Linked DNA regions of Homo sapiens: region 2 is linked to region 1. Evidence: read pairs that join two places in POLR2A ChIA-PET (ENCODE). Cell type or tissue: OCI-LY7. All regions are shown on one strand.

The links. ChIA-PET counts read pairs that join two places held together with the same protein. Peaks named below come from ENCODE experiments on the same cell type or tissue, not always from the same donor. Only the 100,000 strongest peaks of a DNase experiment are listed, where the experiment ranks them.
Region 2: POLR2A ChIA-PET joins it to region 1 with 9 read pairs; 2 of 35 experiments call an interaction of 5 or more read pairs at or near these places.

The regions. Positions count from the first base shown.
Region 1 is chrX:148,523,498-148,528,497 of GRCh38, forward strand. All of the region lies in intron 1 of AFF2 (ALF transcription elongation factor 2), which reads left to right. Among named protein-coding and RNA genes, the nearest start is that of AFF2, 25 kb to the left of the region's middle. In OCI-LY7, a CTCF peak has its summit at 4,497; a DNase peak (open chromatin) is centred at 2,494; H3K4me3 peaks cover 1,461 bases; H3K27ac peaks cover 4,248 bases.
Region 2 is chrX:148,645,777-148,650,776 of GRCh38, forward strand. The region is part of intron 1 of AFF2 (ALF transcription elongation factor 2); the gene reads left to right. Among named protein-coding and RNA genes, the nearest start is that of AFF2, 150 kb to the left of the region's middle. In OCI-LY7, no CTCF peak of the experiment used is centred here; a DNase peak (open chromatin) is centred at 2,015; H3K27ac peaks cover 2,132 bases.

The DNA.
Region 1 (5,000 bases):
TAATTTACAACTCTGACTTCAATTATATACCGTGTTGTTCAAATGAAAATAGCTCTCTTGCAGCATAGATAGAGATGTTAGCAACCATTTATAAGAAGTGTTTGGAAATTAGGATGAAAGACAAAGCCTGCTTTGTTTGATTTCATGCAAAAAAATTTAGAATGCCTGTTCATAAAATAATTTCCAAATATTAGTCTTTAGTTCTTGACAGTTTCAAAATTGTGCAAGTGTAAAATGGAATTTTAACTGCTTTTCTTTTCTCTTTCATGTAGTTCATAGCAGATATTTCAACACTGTCGCTGCTCCAGAAAATCCTTGGATCCAGTTCCTCCAGATTGAGAAAGGAATGACATACTCTTTAGGGTAATCGTGTAGGCAGGGATGAGGAGAATGGTTGAAGAGAGAATTCTGTGTTTTGACTTGGAAAGGCACCCACTCCACCCTTGTATTTTCAAAGTGGCTCTTAGATGTCGGGCAGTATGATTCTCATTCAAAGCCTGGAACACCAAAGAAGAAACTCTGCATCTTGCCACTTAAACTTACTGTTAGCACTTCGGTACTGATGTACAGCTTTGGTTGAAGCCTCTCTCTCTCTCTCTTTCTCTCTCTCTCTCTCTCTCTCTCTCTGTGTGTGTGTGTGTGTGTGTGTGTGTGTGTGTGGTTTGAAAATTGTATCCCCCTTCAGACTATAACCTAGTCTTTTAATGTGCATGAGAAGGGTAAAAGTAAATATATGCCCCTATAGAGAAAAGGAGGTAATTTATTTATTGCTTTTCCATTTTTAATTTGCCCATTCTAAACAATGTTCCAGAAGGATTTGTATGACTTAATACTTTCCAGAAAATATTCTGTTTTTGTAGGCTAATGGTTCAGTTTACTTCTCATTTCTTCATTGCCTTTCAGATAAGTACTTCCACAGGAACTTAGCATTAAAATTTGCCTTTTCAAATGTACCATATGGAATTCCCAAAGGAAATAATTTTTAAAGTACCAGTCTCACTCAATTTGGCTGTAGAGCTGAGTTCTCTTCCTCTCACAACCCCCTTCCCCAATTTAAAACATTTTCATAAACTCAGAAACAGAGGAGCTAACAAGAATCTCTGGATCCATTAACATTCAGTCATGTAGAATTTCTCAGAATATTCCCATCTTAAAGAGGATGTGGAGACAACATTTGAATGGATGACATTATGTGTGTTTCAGAAGCCAGGTGTAAAGAGCACTTTTCCATACATTTTATATCTGAGTTACCAATGCCTCATCTTCCAGAGAGCAGGCAGTAGGCGGCATGTGTGTCCTGGGACACTGAGCTTGCCTTCCTTTACTAAGGGCTGTAACTGCCACATCACCATTTGGAGTCATGACTTGTAAAGTACTCAGTCTTATTTGTTGACAACTGTTGTGGGCACCTCTCCCTTTTAAGTGTTCTAAAGGAACAAGTTTTGAGAAATTAGGTCAGTTGAATTTTCTAATATTTTTGGAATGTAAATTAACTGTACAAAAAGCTTCAACTGCAGTTGTAATTGTAGCTTGTTAAAAATGAAAAACAGAGATGTCAGAATTCTATTAGGAAAAAATAATTATAGTAATATTTTCCTGCTATATTGACCCTGCTAATTGTATAAAAGAAAGTACATTCAAAATTTAACTTATGTGTACGTGTGTGTGTGTGCATGTGCAGGAGAGAGAGAGAGGTGTTAGAGCCACCAGTTTGCTGAAGTAATAACTTTCCTTTTCTTCTTTTCTATAACCAAGCATAATATATAAAGAGAGCTTTGACATAACATTTAAAGTCTAAACTCCAGCCAATGTCAATATTATATAGCAAATATTGACTTTAATCAAAAAGGTCTGACTGATGTTACAGCTTATAAGAACAAACAAAATTGTAACACTTATCATTAAATTACCACTATAGAAATATGTAGATGATAATCTCAGCCCAGTGAATGAGCTGATTCTCAATAGATAATGGTCCCATTAGTCAGATATTATCATTTAGCTTATCTATATTACTTAGAAATAGTTTATATTTAAATAACCAGAATAGAAGACTTCATAAATACACATTAGGTTGTGGGCTATAGATTTCAACACTATCTATCTATAGATAAAGCTATAAATAGATGAATATTGAATATAGTAATTTAACACTTAAGTAATTTTATAGTATCATTAAAAGGAATCACACTTGAGCCATTAATTGTAAGGATTTGAAATGTTAGAAAAAACAGTTGTGAAATTCACAGAGAAAGACAGGAAGAACATTCTAAACATCATCTATTTTGGAGATGGAAAACAACATTTGATTTCATGTATATATAATGTATCCCATAGTAGGGACTCAGTGTCAGTAGGCTGAGATAACATACGAGAAATCTGAAAGTTCTGACTGCTCTGTGTGCTTAGGACCTCCACAGGGTACCAGACTTTACCAACTTCAGGACTTCCACTAGTCTGAGTAGCCAGGGCACACCAGTCACAGCTCAGAGAGACACATCCTTAGGTTTGCTGAAAACACCTGTTTCTGAGAGCAATCATAGTATAATAGCTTTGACTCAATAAAGTGATCTTCCGTGAGCAAGAAGATCAGTTGGCAGAAAAGGAAAAGGAAATGTGGCACAAAAAACTTGGCACTCCACTATAAGAAATAACTTTACCTTTGTTAATTCATTTAGTCGGTGGATTCTTATTTTATTTAATGAGTTATAATCCATTACTATCATCATTTATTTATTTATTGCTAAAATTTGAGGTAATTTTAGATTCACACATAGTTGCAAGAAAGAATATACAGAAGTCCTGTGTACTTTTATCCAGTTTTCCACAGTGGTAATATCTTGCGAAACTATAGTACAATACAATCTTGTTTTTTTTTTTTTTTTTTTTTTGATGCACAAATTTTCCCAGACTTGACCAGTGGGAGCTGTTTCTAGCTGGCTCCTATGTCCTTTTGATTATGAATCACTTCCTTAATTTCTGGAACAAAATACTTCAGGTTCACCTGGTACTTTCTCTGCTTCAGCCCTGGATTCATCTCTCTTAGAAGCCTAATTTCCTTTATTGGAAAATGGTACTTATAGAACAAGATATAGAACAAAATGGTACTTATAGAAAAGGGGATAGGTATACCTTTACTACCGGAGTGCCATTATTTCTAGGCCATCTCAGCAAATAGAGCTAGGAAATATATACACGTACATGCACATACACATACATGAACACACATCTATCTCTATTTCTATATCTGTTCATCTGTATATACAGCATATTAAAATATCATGATGTTATAATGATCTCACCAATTCCAATAAAACACCACATTCCAGTCTTTCCCCTTTTCTTACCGGTAACTCCCTTCTCTAAAATTGAGAAATTTAGCTCACATGATCCACAATATACTTAGTTATTTAGTCAATCCAAATGTGCTAACCCCTAGCACTGTGAAAAATCAGTTCAGGTAAGAGTCATCAATGGATCATAAAAGCAGTGGGTGAAAGTTTGAGGAGTAATGAAATATTTACATAATTTCTAAGTATTTCCCTACAAAATATTTATTAATTGCAAGGGGAAGAAGTAGCAAATTGGCAGTGGAGAAACCTGGCAGACACCACCTTAAGCAAGTGACCAAAGTGAGCATCATCAGGAATGAGACATGGAGACCTCCTGTGCCTCCTGATGAAATGCACTGAGGGGAACACAAGATCACTTTTGTGGCATTTCTGCCAATAGTACATAATCTGGATTTAACTATGAGGAAACATCAGACAATAAACCCAAATTGAGGCACATTCTACAAAATAAGTGCCCCTTTTCTTAAAAAAATGTCAAGATAGTGAAAAATAGAACTGGAGAAGTGCTCCAGGGTAAAGGAGGCTACAGAAACATGAAAACTAAATGCAAGGCATGAATTTAGATTGGATCTTGGACCCTTTCTTTCTTTCTTTTTTTCTATAAAGTATATTATTGAGACAGTTGGTGAAATCTAAATAAAGTTTGTAGGTTAGATAACAGTAGAATATCAACATCAATTTCCTGATTTTGATAATCATATTGTGGTTATGTAGGAGAATGTTCTTTTTTTAGGCGATACACAATGTTGGGTTTACAGGTAGGGGGCTATCATGACTGCCAATTAACACTACGTGAAAGATATATAGGCTATTTTAATGTTCTTACAGCTTTTCTGGAAGTCTGAATTTTTTTTCAAAATAAAAATGTTTCAAAAAAACAAATGAGAAATGTTCCCCCGCCACCTCATCCTCATTCTATGCATTGACCTTTGTCATTTCCTGGACCAGTAATTGGGTCCCTTCTAAGTCACCTGAAACCATCTTGTTTGCTTGCCCTAACTCTAGTACTGGCTCAGATGAGCCTGCCTCTGTACCTCTGTATCCCATTTCTCCTGTTGATTTCTTTCTTCTCCTGACATCAGAAAACCATTTGAAGGACAGTATACACATTATCCTTTCCTTGACTCTTTTTAGCAGCTCTCCAATGACCATTTGCCTTTAGCTGACCCAAGAAAGTGATGCGCTGCTAACCATAGGTAGTGTCCTGTAATTGCAGATTTCAACTGTTTTCATATGCTTAGAGTAGCCTAAGGCAAGTAACAATCTGTGCTAGGAGAAGAGCAAAGACTACTGTAATTCACTTTACTTTTTAAATTTACCTCTGGAAAAGAAAGAACAAGAGAGCCAATAAAACTTGAGGGATTTGTTAATTTGTTAATTTGGTATTTGATTTGCCCTTACAGCTGTACCTCACCTTTTAGATATTTTTCTACTTTGGGAAAACTTTAGCACACTAGTCAATTATATATTATTTTAACTTCTCGAGGTGAGCTTCTCATTTAAAGGGAAACTGAGATCAATTCTTTTGTAAAATCAGTCATCACTTCCTACTCTTGTTAAAGGAATTTTTTTCTGTGTTGATATGTCTTCAGTTGTGAAGTGCACATATATGTTATAGAAATTCTCATGGCGTTCCTGGTGTTCAGC
Region 2 (5,000 bases), 120 kb after region 1:
TTCAGTTGGAGGATGCAGTGACTTAAAAACCTCTGACCTTAAGGAGGGAAAAGTCTAATGGGAGACTTAGAGAATCCTGGTTAAATCATTAGAAGAAAACAAAATTGAGCCCTCTTAATGAGCACAGTATATCATAGGACCAGGAATATCCATACAGTGGAATATTATTTAACTATAAAAAGAAACGAAGTACTGACCCATGCTACAGTGTGGATGTACATTGAAAATAGTATGCTCAGTGAAAGAGGCCATGCACAAAAAACCACATGTTGCATAATTCCATGTATATGAAGTATCTAGAAGTGGCAAATTCATTCAGAGAGAAAGTAGATTAGTAGTTGCTTAGGGCTGGGCTGGATGGTAGGATTGCAGGACAGGATGATACCTAAAAGTGTACAGAGCCTCTTTTTGAGTTGATGAAAATATTCTAACATTAATATCATGGTGATGCTTTCAAGACTCTGTGAATATGCTAAAAACCACTGAATTGTACACTTTAAATGGGTGAAATTGTAGCTATATTAGTTATATCTCAATCAAGCTGTTATTAATGAAAAGAGAGGACTAGAAAAGAAGCAAAGCAGGGGATACAGAAACAAGTTAGGAGGGATGGCTCTTGGGAGGTCTGCCTGACTTAATTGGAGGAGGCTTAGACAGGCTTTGCAGATGGGCTGAATCTTTGCTTCCATTTTCAGAAATGGAGGGGATGAGGTAGTCCCAAGATGCTCCTACATTGAAATATTAAGCCTGTTTCTGCCAGGACCTCTGGACTATTGATGTCTACATAATTTTACAAACCACAGATTTAAAGGAAAATCAAAAACAAATTGGAATGATCAGATGGGCAGCTGTCTAGAGCTAAAAACTTGTGTGTTTCTCACCTTTTCATTCTCTTCTTGATTATTTTTCATGAGAGACAGTGTTTGCAGGGAGATAGTTCATTTGCTGAAGAGAGTGGTGGTATGCTGAGTTCCTCATGAGTCCTGACATTAAATATGGCTGAGGAGGTTCTACTGGTTTTAGAAATTCCTTTCCAAGGCCACTTACCTTCTATTCTTTTGCACACCTCCAGATCCAAGGTTCTTGTGTTTTTACTCTATATGTGTAAAATAATGATGGCCTGTTTTGAGCTGCTTTTATAGTTTTGAATTTAGCACTTTACATAATGTGGGTTAAGTTTGAAGGTATTGGATAGCAGAGATTTTCTTTTCTTAACAAAAAGAAGTTATGTAGAGATTAGATCAGTGTCAAATTCAAAATAGGACTCGGTATAGAAAAAGTATCACCTGACACTCTGGAACATATAACATGGATAAATATCTACACATGTTATAGAAGGCAGGGATTCATTCAGAAGAACCACAGGAAGTGAGTGATAGCTTATGTTTGTCCTTTGAGTGGATTAAATATGTATTTTTATGCTTTTGCAAAGATATTAGCCAAATAAAGGTGTTTACTGTAGTTGGACTGGAAAACAAGTGAGGCTGAATTATTTACCTTCATGTACACCATTACTACAGTAAATCATATATTAGCAGTATTTTAAAACAAATTTATCATTTTAAAATATCAATTTTTTATTCCCCAAGTGGCTTTGTAAAATAACCAAATTAGGTAAACAATGAGTATTAGCTTCATGAAATATATGAACCAAATGGACTGAAACTGGTTTTTACTCTCCCTCGCCCAGCCTCTTCCCCACAGATGCAGTTAATTTTTATAATCCCTTTAGGGTCTGTACATTTTGATATAAGGAAACTAGTGGTTTATCTATACTCGAATCTAAATTAAATCCCTAAAGTTTTTCCCTACTGCCAATTTCTAATAAAATGCAGTCCTAAGGAAAGGTGACCAATGGAGTGCATGTGAAACTCATCTTCATTCTGAAGTGTGATGGAAACACAGGAGGCAGAAGGGACAAACCATGTTGCTTGGGAATGTGAAAGCCTGAGTTCCAGCCTCCTAGTTCTCTGACAAACCCGCTGTGAGGCCCATTACCTTACCTTAGTTCTATTTCCTCATCTGTAAAATGAGGGCACTGCAACTAGATGATTGCTAAACTCTCTTCCTGTTATAAACAGTCTCTGTTGTAAAAGACTAGCCTGCATTGTCAGCCTGTGTGGGCTACCACTGTGCGCTAATGAAGACGGCATAATTGAACTTTCTAGATCTCACGGAATCTACATGTGCCCTGCATTTTATTGTCCCACCAATGAACCTGAGGCTTTTAATGAGCAAAATGAGAGTTATCTACATACAAGATAAGGTTCAAGTGTCTGAGAGAAGGAGAAGGCTAGGAGAAGATACTACATGTACTTGAAGATGGAAGAAACAGATTCAGATCTTCCTTTGCCACTAGCTTGATGACGGCTTGAGACAGCTCCCTCTGTTCATTTTTGGAGGGCCTTAGTTTCCTCTTTTGTAAATGAGGGCAGTTCCTCTGTTTGTGGTGGCTAGGGAAGCACACAGGTGGGTGAAATCACAGCTAATATAAAAATCCTGGGCTGGGTGCAGTGGCTCATGCCTGTAATCCCAGCACTTTGGGAGGCCGAGACGGGTGGATCACCTGAGGTCAGGAGTTGGAGACCAGCCTGGTCAACATGGCAAAACCCTACCTCTACTAAAAATACAAAAAATTAGCCAGGCGTGGTGGCTGGTGCCTGTAATCCCAGCTACTTGGGAGGCTGAGGCAGGAGAATCGCTTGAACCTGGGAGGTGGATGTTGCAGTGAGCTGAGATTGCGCCATTGCACTCCAGCCTGGTCGACAAGAGGGAAAACTCCGTCAAAAAAAAAAAAAAAAAAAAAAAAGAAAAGAAAAAAAATCCTATGATAGAGAGAAGCTTCTCACCATCATGCCTTACACCAAGGTGATTAACAAAGTAGTTAAATGGAACTTGTTCTTCTTTCTGACCTTTTCCAGTCAGCTAGCGTGGATATCAATGAAATAGCGATTCCAAAAAGGTAACCTGGAGAGAGAGAAACCTAAGGCCTTTGGTTAATTCATAGTAAATTTGGTTTTGAGTGGTCAGTTTTTATATTATCATAATGTGACCAATTTTATTATATCCAGGAGAAAAAAGTTGGAAAAATATCCTAACTTGCTAAGAGTGATGAATCCTTGAGTTGAGATTTTTGGCTTAACTTCTCAGTATGAACATGGGTTTTCATGCTGATTGATAGGATCAATTCATCCTGTCTTCATCACAGAATAAACTTGAATTGTTCATACCGATGATATGATGATTAATTCAGGTTTTTGGCTTGAGCATTTCTTTGTGGGCTATGGAGCTCTTTTTCCTTTGGAAAGCAGGCCTGGGTGTGTAAAGATGTATCAAATTATCAGGGGACAGACATATACTTTCCTGCAGCCTCTGCAGGGCTCACAGGTTCAAACACAACCTGCCTGAATCATAAGAAATTTAATTGAGTAGATAAAGAGGTCCTCATAATTATAAACTGCAGTAGGTATAACAAGAGGCTAAATACATAGCTGTGGTTTTAATTAGCTGGTGCTTCAAATTAGTAATGTTGGTTTCAGTCAGAAATCAGTGACGTTATAGACTGAAAGCCTCATCACCATGTAGTTCATTACTCATTAGACCTCACTGTGTGAAGCCTTCAATACAACGCCATGCTGAGCAAGAAAGGAAAAAGTTGGAGATATTTGGTTGCCTTCCAAGAGCAGTGGAGCTCTGTGGAGATTAAATTCATTCTCGCCAGAGATATGAGAATTAACTGTTCTTTGTCGGATGTGTTAAAAAATGCAGCAGGCAGTTTTGCTTGCAACAGATAACACCCGCATGCACACTCAATCTGCTATTCAAATTTGTGTCTGGAATTTGGTAGCTAATGAACTGATGCAAAATGCAGCCAAGAGCCTCCTAACAAATCAAAGCCAGGGCTAAAGCACCGAAAGTGCCCTTACTGCTGATCGTTTGAAAGGTTGTCATGCAAGCTGAAGCACGTTTCCTTTTCTTCTCCTTCTCCTTTCTTTTTCCTTCAGGGTTTTAATTATATCTTTCCCTCGGAGAAGGAAGGTAGTTTGCAAAGCCAAGAGACCAAAGCACTTCAGTTCTCTTCATGGGAGAATTAAATGTGATCTATGGGCCTGTCATTCTTAGCTGTCAGGTGCACAAAATGAACAGATAGCTAGAAAACTGACATCCTGCTCGCATTACTCAGAAGGAAAAGACTTTGGTTCTTGTTTGTGTGTAGATACTAATCTGCTATGGAAAGCAAAGAAATTAAGTGTCCTTCTCCTTTGCAACAACCCTGCCCTCACTAAATATTGCTTTAACTTGTTACTCTACCCCCACCCCCATAACACCCAATCTTTCTTACATTTGGATAAATTGATGGGATTGGATTACACACAGCCAATTTATGGTGTTGAGGTACGGTCACAAGCGCCACACTTAACGGACTGAAGATGTTACTGTGCCTGATTGTTTCCATGTCAGTCTCAAACATGGAGACATTGAGACACACAACAATTGTTTGGGGTTCTGAGTTCAACTTGTGAATGGAAATGAAAGATGATGCTAGAAAATCTAATACCTATGGAGGGCATCTGAGACTACAAATAATAGCCTGGCTTCCAGTATCTGGACTTGATATCTTCCTTGACCAGGCAAGGCCTAGATATGGGGCCCTGGCTTTGGGTAGGACTCTGAAGGTTTTCTTTGCTTTACTCAGACAGTGATAACATTTGCTGAATATACTCATGAATGGTCCAGTGAGCTTTAATGTATCTGACGTTTGTATTATGAAAGTGTAATGTGCATTTAAACATCCTATAAATGTTGTTGCTGTTTTTTAATGGAGAAATGAGTGTTCTTTATCCAGGAGATAAAGTTATCAAAGTCACTTTGAATTTGACCATTCAAGGATTCCTGTGAAGAAAAGTGGATGATTAAGTGTAGTGGCATTGTACACTCCATGTTTATCAACATCTAGTTAAGCTGCACAGATAGTTTATGTTCTAGGTTCTTTGAGCAAA